2 separate regions of the Mus musculus genome follow, and region 1 is linked to region 2. A link is a loop called in an ENCODE intact Hi-C map of the cell type or tissue named here. Cell type or tissue: heart. All regions are shown on one strand.

The links. Peaks named below come from ENCODE experiments on the same cell type or tissue, not always from the same donor. Only the 100,000 strongest peaks of a DNase experiment are listed, where the experiment ranks them.
Region 1: a loop joins it to region 2, with 2.3 times the contacts of the local background. A loop is called at or near these places in 12 of 42 quality-filtered maps.

What each region holds. Positions count from the first base shown.
Region 1 is chr2:167,682,444-167,687,443 of GRCm38, forward strand. No RefSeq gene overlaps it. Among named protein-coding and RNA genes, the nearest start is that of Cebpb, 4.0 kb to the right of the region's middle. In heart, a CTCF peak has its summit at 2,886 (motif pointing right); DNase peaks (open chromatin) are centred at 2,878, 3,285, 4,176, 4,888 and 1 weaker place; H3K27me3 peaks cover 1,123 bases.
Region 2 is chr2:168,078,345-168,083,344 of GRCm38, forward strand. It overlaps Pard6b (par-6 family cell polarity regulator beta), which reads left to right and starts at 2,660. Exons shown (of 3, transcript NM_021409.2): 1 at 2,660-3,015. The coding sequence starts at 2,950. Gm39990 (a long non-coding RNA gene) reads right to left here and starts at 2,382. Exons shown (of 2, transcript XR_867010.1): 1 at 2,156-2,382; 2 at 68-1,416. In heart, no CTCF peak of the experiment used is centred here; a DNase peak (open chromatin) is centred at 2,397; H3K4me3 peaks cover 3,885 bases; H3K27ac peaks cover 3,811 bases; H3K27me3 peaks cover 789 bases.

The DNA of each region.
Region 1 (5,000 bases), 400 kb before region 2:
AATAGAGATTCAGTGGGGTTTGGGACGAACTGCCTGGCCCCGGTCTACACAGCTCCAACTTACTTTCTTACTTTCTTTCTCTCTTTCTTTCTTTCTTTCTTTTTTTAAAGATTTATTTATTTATTATATCTAAGTATACTGTAGCTATCTTCATACACTACTACAGAAGAGGGAGTCAGATCTCATTACAGATGGTTGTGAGCCACCATGTGGTTGCTGGGATTTGAACTCCAGACCTTCGGAAGAGCAGTCGGGTGCTCTTACCCACTGAGCCATCTCACCAGCCCCCCTTCCTTCCTTTCTTAAGATTTATTTATTATTATATCTAAGTACACTGTAGCTGTCTTCAGATGCACCAGAAGAGGGCGTCAGATCTCATTACGGATGGCTGTGAGCCACCATGTGGTTGCTAGGATTTGAACTCTGGGCCTTCGGAAGAGCAGTCGGTGCTCTTAACCACTGAGCCATCTCTCCAGCCCCAGCTCCAACTTTCTAATGTCTCTCATTTAGAGCAGGAGCCTCCACCCTCCCCCAAAACTACAGCAGGTTTCCACCTTAGTGTTTTTTTCTTCAACTAACATGAGATCATAGAGGGGCTCAGTGGATAAGTGTGATGGTTTGTATGTGCTTGACTCAGGGAGTGGCACTATATGGAGGTGTGACCCTGTTGGAGTAGGTGTGACCCTGTTGGTGTGGGCTTAAAGACCCTCATCCTAGCTGCCTAGAAGCCAGTCAGTATTCTGCTAGCAGCCTTCAGATGAAGATGTAGAACTCTCAGCTCCTCCTGCACCATGCCTGCCTGGATGCTGCTATGCTCCCGCTCTGATGATAACGGACTGAACCTCTAAACCTATAAGGCAGCCCCAATTAAATGTTGCCCTTTATAAGAGCTGCCTCGATCATGGTGTCTGTTCACAGCAGCAAAACCCTAACTAAGGTGTTTAGAGTACTGGCTGCTTTTTCAGAGGACCTAGTTCGATTCCCAGCACCTGTATAGTGACTCACAACTATCTGTAACTCTAGCTGCAAGGAATTTGACACCCTCTTCTGACCTCTGCAGACACCAGGCATGCAGACAATCATGTAGGCAAAACACCCACACCACGCACTAAAACAAAACAAAAACGGAACACTAGAATGTACAGATAACTCTGGACCATTGCTACTCAGTACAGAGGTCACCAGCACAGGAGAGAACTTAAATATTAAACTTCAAGCTAAGTGTGGTGGCTCACACCTGCCATCCCAGTGGAGGCAAAGGAGGTCAAGGCTGCCCTGGGCCACATGGGACTGTCTCAAAAACAAACAAGAATGCCGTAGAAATGTTCTCAGTGGCACAAGCCAGGTCCCTGGGAGCCACATGTGGCTGCTGTGACACAGGGAGAGGCTGTTCCAGGCATACCAGAAAGTTCTGTCAGACAGCACTGCCCCAGTCCTCCCCCACAAAGCCACCTCATTCTTGTACATTCTCTGCAGGGACCACACCCCTGTGATGTCACTAGCGCTGGTGCGTGTCCACCTGTCTCTGAGTCTTTGCAAATGAACTGGTATTTCTAGGCCAGAGATAGCAAAAGATTATTTTATTTATTTATTTATTATTTATTTATTTATTTATTGAGTCAGGATTTCACTATTATAGGCCAGGCTGGTCTTGAACTCAGAGAGTTCTGGTGTTAAAGATGTGTGCCACCATGTGCTGAAACCTTGAACTTGAGCCTTCTGTGACCACCTCCTGGGATCACAGGCCCGAGTCACCATGCAGTTACTTAATGAGGTCATTTCTCTCTCATGCTTTGCAAAGAGGTTGCAAACTTGCTATGACATAGGCACTGGGGCTCACTCATTCTCCAGTGAGTGCTTTAGAAGAAAAGAACTGCGTCAGGACAGGGATAGTGGCACAGGAAGATATGGACGCTACGCAGGAGACATGGACCCCAGATGATCTCAGAAGACCCTGGAGGGAGGTGAGAGGCAGTCTGGGCTCTGTGACAAGATGGCTTCCTCATGGAACATTGTATTTGCACACTATCGAATCCAGTGGAGGGATGCTCTCTCTCTCTCTCTCTCTCTCTCTCTCTCTCTCACACACACACACACACACACACACACACACACACACACACATTTTGTCTTTTGACCAGGGTCTCACTATGTAGTAGCTAAGGCTGGCCTTGAAAACCCAAAGCAATCCCCCTGCCTCAGCTACGAAAAGCCACTAAGAGGAACAAGAATCTCCCACCAACAGACAAAGGAGCTCGACCTTTGTGTAGTCATTCACCAAACCTTTTCTGGCCATGGATTTGGACCCCAGAGACACAGCAGGCCACTGTGCTCGCTGTGTCAGGGAATCATGATGGTCTCCTGTCCAGTAGAGTCCTGGTCAGGTCCTCCCTGACTCCTGAATGTCTCTCCCTCCCTGGCCTGTGCCACAGACCACATCCCACTGGGAGCCAGAGGGGTCCCCTTAGAGGGTCTATCCTGTCTCCTGTCCCTCATTACAGCTGGTTATGTTATGTCTTTGATGGTCAGCAAGGCTGTTGGTGATATGGCCTCTAACAGAACACTGCAGGGGCGCAGCCTTTGTCTGGGCTCACTGCTTGGTATAGACCTACCGGCTGTGCCTCTCTCCACTCCCATCTGCAACGCTCAATATTCAGACCTCCCCCCCCCGCCCCCCAGCAGCGACCCAGTGTCTTCCCTATGTCCTGTGTCTCTAGCATCTGAACTAGTTAAAAAAGTTTGATGGACGGCTACACGAAGGCTGAGAGCCTCTTCCCATCCCGTGGACAGCTGTACCTCTTGTGGCATGCTCATGTCCCACAGTGCCAGGCTCTACTACTCAAAAAGATACTCAAGTCACTCCTGCAGTCCCAGGCCCTGCCACGAGATGGCAGCATGCACACAGGCAAGTTTCACAGACAGCTGGTATGCGGAGGAGGCCAATCTCGGACTGAAGACTGTTGATCACACTGGGGAAACTGAGGCCTGAGAGAGGAGGCCTGGTGGTTTCCCTCTCTGCTTATTTCCCTTAGTTGGGAATGAAACAAAGTGCTCTACCCCCCAGCAAAGCTCAGGCGTGGTGCACGGGCTCTGGGAGAAGTTGTGAGCCACTGAGGGCTGTCCTCAACAGCCTGCTGAGTAGCATTTCTAAGGCTTTGCCACCTTAAGCCCTGTGTGGGGCTGTAGGGAGGTGAGTCACCCCTACCTGTCAGGAGAAGGCCAACAGGGCCCAGAGACAGGATATCCCACATCCCTATGCTATATGCTGAAGGGTCACAGAAATGGCTGGAGCACCCTTGTAAGGAGGGTCCCTGGCTGTCCCATCTGTACTGAGTCACAGCTGCTGCTTGCAGGCTGGGGGTGAGGGTGGGGAGGAGGGGGCTCAGCTTCAGCTTCAGCCTCCTCCTCCTCCTGCAGATGGGCTAAGTCCTCCCACAGCAGAGTGTATACAACCCATACTGGAAATGCCTTAGCAACCATCACAGCCACAGCTACCACACCAGAGAGGCCAGTTCAGGGACCCAAGTTCAGAGGAAGAACTGGAAATTGGAAGCGCGGTGTGAAGTCTCTGGTTTTTACACATTAGGAATGAATTCACTTTAAAGGGACAGCTGGGGTCTGGTAGCACAGGCCTGTGATTCCAGCTGCTCTGGAGGTTGAAGTAGGAGGATCAAGGCCAGCCTGGGCAACTTGTCAACACCCTGTCTCAAAAGAATAAAAAAGAGGGCTGGGGTGTAGCTTGCTGGCAGAGCTGTGGCCAGTGTGGGCAAGGCCAGGGTCTCCCGACTACAGCACTGTCACAAGAAAAGAAAAGAAGAGAAGAGAAGAGAAGAGAAGAGAAGAGAAGAGAAGAGAAGAGAAGAGAAGAGAAGAGAAGAGAAGAGAAGAGGAAAGAAAAGAGGCACACCAGGCACACCAAGCACACCGCAGTAGTGCTGAGCTAACCCATTCTTGGTTGGTCTGGCCACACCAGAGACCTTTGCAGCCCAGGTTCCTCCAAACATGAGGTTGGGACAGGAAGCAGGGAAGGAACTGGGTCTGGATAGGGCTGTGCCAGCTGCTCGGGCCTGGTGGGGCCTCAGAGCCCTGAGGGAGGGCTGGCAGCCACAGCGAGGTGACAGGCATGGCCTATTGAGCAAAGAACCTGGGGAGAACAACGATCCTCTGGCCTCCCCGTGGGACAGCTGGGTCAGCCGTGGGTGGGTGAGCCTGGCAGGGAGGCTGCCATGGGGCCAGCTAGCCCAATCTGGAGGCCAGAGCGCCAAGCTCTGTGATGAGGTGGAGTCTGGTCTCCAGGGCCTGAGTCACCCCTTGAGTCCCCGTGTGACCCAAGTCACCTTTCTCTAGACTCAAGTTTACTGTTAGAGCTGATTATAACCCCAAGGCTTGGGAGACTTTCTCCACCGCCATTGCTTCAGTGTGACGACCCTGAGCTGACTCTTAGATCTCCTGAGCCCCGGTCTCCTAACCTGTGATCGCAAACAGTATGGCTCACCTCCCACAAATTATCAGGGGGATCAAACGAGTATAAAATATGGCTCAGAGACAGCAGAGGGCCGGCTAAGGTCACACAGCAGATGCTCGCGGTACTGAATAACCCTCCCCAGGTCTTGCTGTGTCTCCCCAGAACCCTGAAATGTTGGCAGGAAGCTAAGGCACAGAGCCAGTTTGCCCCAAGGCCACACCCAGCCAAAACAACGAGAGTAAAGAGAGAAGTTGGGCCATGGAGATGGCTCAGTGGTTTAAGGTAGTTACTACCAAGCCTGAAGACCTGAGTTCAATACCCAGGACCCATCTGCCAGGAGAGACCTGTGACAGTCAGCGAACCCCAAGTTCTGACCTTCACATGCAAGTTGTGGTGCACAGTAGATAGATAGATAGACAGACAGACAGACAGACAGATAGATAGACAGATCCCTCCCTGGAGGGGCTGACATGGGGGTGGGCAGCAGGGACAGAAGGATGACAGGCCAGGTGAGATGGGCTTTCAGGTCAGGAGT
Region 2 (5,000 bases):
GGAGAGGAGATGGGGAGAACGGAGGTTACAAGTCAGTCTCTAAACCAAAGAGGCAGGAGCCAAGAGCTAATCCACACTGTTTCTCTGGTCTTCAGGCTTCTTAAGCCAAGCTGACAACAAGGCTCCCCTCCCCCGCAGCACCTTTATCAAAGGCAAACTATTTTCTACATTCCCTTCTTACACAGCCCTGGTTTGCAGCAGATCTGCCGGAGAGATCCAGGAAGCTCTGGCCTGGCCCTCCCTCCCTTCGAGAAAGGAAAGTTCAGGTAGTGAGGGATGCCACACCCGGGGGGAGGGGAGGGCGGATGTGACGGCAGCTTCAGGAATGCAGGGCCCACGCAGGTGCATTGGCACCCATGAGCTTCCTCCTCAAAGCAGCTGATAAAGGAGTCTCGATAGCAGTAATAGCAGCCACCCAACCATCATCCACACAGACTTGGGGCCACAGGTCCACAGTTCTCAAGGTGTGACCCGCTCAGGGCAGAGGCAGGAGAAAGGTGAGATTGGAGGTCCTGTGCTTTCTGGCACATCGGTTTTCAGAGTGGCCCACGGGTCCACTGGCACCTGGAAACCTCGCTAGGGGAATTTCCAAAGTCATATTGTTCTCATGAAGGCGTCGCATCTCACCTTCCTTGTCTCAGAAGCAGATGATGGAGTTTTCCGCAAAAGACAGGACAAATGATGACATCATCTTTACCTGCTTGGAATATGTATTGTGCATTGTTTTAAACGCGTTTCTGGTTTAGTTCCAATACAATAAACACTCATAGGCATTCACAAACTTGGAGGTTCCCTGTAATGTTTAGTTTCAGGGGTCCTGGGACCCAAAGAGCTGTAACTGCTGGGCTGATGCTGTTGACCAGGGTACTGGGCCTGTGGCTGCCCCTCAAAACCACAAATCTTCTTTCCACCACACAGGTATGGGTTGGGAAGGCAGTGTGAGATTCAGCTTGAGGGACAGTCTCTCTCTCTCTCTCCAGGACTTCCACCCCAGAATGGCCAGGGAAACCTTAAAATCGCCTACCAACAGCTGGTGAAGAGATTCGTTCAAGGGGAAAGGGGCTTCTTATCTTTGAAGCTACAGGGTGTAGCCTGGAGAAGCCACAGATTCGGCTCCTCTTGTCCCCAAATACATACATGAGCGCATGACAAGAGCCTGGCTCTCCCAGGGTGAACAAACAACTGAGCAAAGCCAGGGTATCCCCGCCACTGGGTAGCTTTCATTGTACATAGAGTAACGCTGTTTCAAGTGCACGTGCACGAAGGAAAATAGAAAAGCTGAACCCCATCACAGCGGAAAGATGTTAGATTCTGTGGTCCAAGGGGAGAGTGGGCAGGAGTGAAGGCCCCTGATCAGCTAGCTCTTCAGCCCTCTGTGGGGTAGGAGGGTCGTCGAGGGAGACTTTCACTTTTCTCCTAGCACCAGCAAGACCAATGGGTAAACAAAACAGAGAGAGAGGCAGCAGCCTCAGTGTGGGGCGCTCAGAGATTAGGAATTGGTGTTGTTACCCCAGGACACAGCTCGGTCACTGGGGGAACAGAACACAGCCCAGAGGCTGGCGTTGGTGCAAACAACAAACGGGCAAGAAATTGCTCCACAGAGAGACGACTTCAGCCTCAGAGGGCGGATGGTGAGGCCCGCAGGGAGCCAGGGCCTGTGGGGACCATCGCAGGCCTCAGCTCCCTGGTCCTCTCCTGATACCCAGGGCACCCTCGGGACAGGGAAGATCTAGAGCAGTGGTTCTCAACCTTCCTAATGCTGTGACCTCGCATTCTGATGACCTCCAGCCATAAAATGATTTTCCTAGCTACTTAACTGTAATTTTGCTACTGTTATGAATCGCAATGTAAATATCTGTGTTTTAGGTCTCAGGTGACCCCGGAGGAAGAGTCGTCCTGGGGTCAAGAGCCCACAGGTTGAGAAGCGCTGATTGAGACGAAAGTGCAGTTTCCAGGCCTAGACATCCCCCCACCCCCGACCCCCAAGCTTCTCCCTCTAATGACTGCTGCAGAGGCGGGAAAACTTGAAACTCTTTCCACAATAGTTTCAGGGGGCCGCCAAGAAGCCGCAGCATGGGGGGGGGCTCAGGCCGAAGAGGGGCCCCAGATGCCCAGTCACCCCACATCATCACGGCAAGGGAACGGCTGTACACACATTCCAAGCAGGTGACTAGGGCGCGTTAAAGATACGGGCGCTCCCGACCCGACCCAGCCGGCGAAAACGCTCGCGCGCATGCGCAAAATACACACCCTCCTGAACGGCAGTCCAGGTGCGCTCGCGCTTCCGGCCGGCCTTCCCCATCGCCTTCTCGGGGCGGAAACTCTACAGCCGGCGCATGCGTCCTACTGCTCCCCCGGCTCAATCCAGAGAGGCCCCAGAGCTTCAGGTGATCCCGCCCCTCCCTCGCAAGGCAGGACCAATCGCGAGGGCTGTGGGCGGGGCTTCCCAACCACGAGGCCCGCCCACGGGCCGCGCGAGCCCCGCAGGCTGCGTGCCGATTGGCTGACGCCGCGGGCGCAGGTGCGCGCTTCCCATTGGGTGTGGGCGGAGCGCAAGCCGCGCGCCGAAGCTGCAGGTGAGCGCGCGCACGTGCCGCGGCCGCGGCCCAGCTCGGTGCACGAGCGCGCGGGCGCGCGTCCGCGGGGGAGGCAGCGGATAAGGGAGGCTGCGGCGGCTGTAGGGCTGTGCTCCGCCCTCTCCTCACCGCCGCGGCCGCCGCCGCCCCCGAGCCTCGCTGGGAGGGACCGGTGTCCCCGCCTGCTGCACTGGCAGTCCGACCCTCAGGCCGCCGCGGAGCAGCCGGCACTGCGCTGCGGGGAGGACCTCAGCAGGTGCCGTGACGAGGCGCCGTGCGGCGCTTCGAGTCCCGAGCCCGCGCTCCGCGGCCCCGCCGCCCGCGCTCCCGAGGGCCGGCCCCCGACGAGGCCGCCGGCGGCCGGGCACTCAGCATGAACCGCGGCCACCGGCACGGGGCGAGCAGCGGCTGCCTGGGCACCATGGAGGTGAAGAGCAAGGTGCGCGGCCGGGCGGGGCAACGGGGGCGAGGGCCGGTGGGATGGTCGACGCGGGGCTGCCCCGTGAGGACGCAGAGTGGCGGGATGGTGGACCTCGGCTGCCCCTGTGGGAACGCGGGCGGAGGGCGAGCTGCTGGCCGAAGCACGTAGGAGAGAAACTTGGTGGAGCGCGGCGATGTGAGGCGTTTGCGTCTGCTCCGCAGCACAGCCCCTGTTTTCTATCCTTCATATTCCCGCCTTGCTTTTAGGGTGGGATGAGGATCGCTCCAGTGCAAGGTGATGGGATAACTTTGGGGGATCCCTTCACCCCGGGCACGAGCCAGAGGCTTTCGGAACACCTTGTTGTCTTCTCGTATAACCTTTTATTGGGGCTCGGGGGTACATCGAGTGGAGGAGAGCTCTTTTTCCAGCCCTAACTTTGGTATGCGTCTAATCTATGAAATTAGCGCTATCGCCTTACTCTGGTGCTGCGCTTGACAATTTGAGACGCTGCTGTTTTCATTCCGACTCTTCATTCGGAATGCTTTCCCCCTTGGCGGATCTGCCAGTCTTCTGTTAGTGACTTCAGTGTCGGTGGGATTCCTCAATCCCAAGGCCGGGTGAGCAGAGTAGCCCGTGGGGATTAGCTGGAGAATGCCGTCTTCCAAAAGGGGCTTTTCAGATGGAATCTGAAGGTGATCCGTAGCCACCGGAACATGTCGCCAAGCTTCTCCTGACTTTGAACGGCCAGGAGGGGCAGGATTATGTAGCCTGGTTCTCGGAGAGTTCTGAAATGATAAGAAACCCTGCTTTTAAAGGGTGTGACTTCCCCCAAACTCGGCTGTAGGACCAGGTCTTGCCGATGGCTTTTTACTGAGCAACTTGTAAAACGGTGGTAGAGGGCATTGCTGACCGTGAGAATTTAGAGCAAAATTGTGGCTAGACACACAGAAGGAGCGGTGTATCGAACACCCACTGCAAAAATAAGAAGCGTGGTGGTTAAGGGACCCCTGGGGGAATGTCGGTCCGGGAAGTGGGGTGAGTGAGGAAAGCTACCTGGAGCCTTTGTGGTTCCTGGGCTTGAGAGCAAAGTTCTGTAACTAAGAATCACAGATCTACATTTGCTTTTAATTTGGGGGGATTTTTGTTTGTTTGTTTTCTTTTTGTTTTTTTGCTTTGTTGTTTTGTTTGTAATCTCCTCTAACTATTGAGACTAGAACTAGAGAGTGCCAGACACAGTCTTAATGGAGGAGTGGGAGGAATTTATATATCAGATAGGAACTAGATTGAAACACAGGTCTGTGTAATAATAACAGGACTGTTGGTGTTAGAGAGATGGCACTGCATTTATGAATGTACGCTGCTCTTGCAGGACACCCAAGCTCAGTTCGCCGCACCCCTGCCGAGCAACACACACCTGTAACTTTCTTTAAATTTACTATTTTACATGTATAAATGCCTGCCTGTATGTCTGTGTACCACCTGAATGCCTGGTGCTCTAGGAAGCCAGAATCCCAGAGGGAGTCAAGTCGGATCCCCTGGACCTGAAGTTAAAATAGTGAGCTACCTTGTGGGCGCTGACCCAAACCCAGAGCCTCTGAGTGAGCTGTGTTGCATTTAACCACCGAGCCTTCTCTCCAGTTCCAGAACATCTGGTGCTCTGGCTTCCCATGGCACCGACACATGGCATACATAGACGGAGCTGCCGGCATACACATAATTGTTTTAGAGTAAAACTGTATGATAGTTTAAGGAACACACCCTTCCTGGCTGGGTTCTGCACAACAGCAAATAAAGTGACTTGTTAGTATAGGGAGATGACTGACTCCAGAAATGTCTGTCTTTTTCTCTAACCATTTGTAGCTGTCAACACACAAGCTTTCTCCTGGCATCTCTTTGTAGTTTGGCTTGTGGGACTTGAGGTGAGGAAAGAAAACCACTTGTGATGCTGCATAATACCAACACTCAGTTTTATGGTCCTGATCTCGGTAGTGAGCCTTTACATG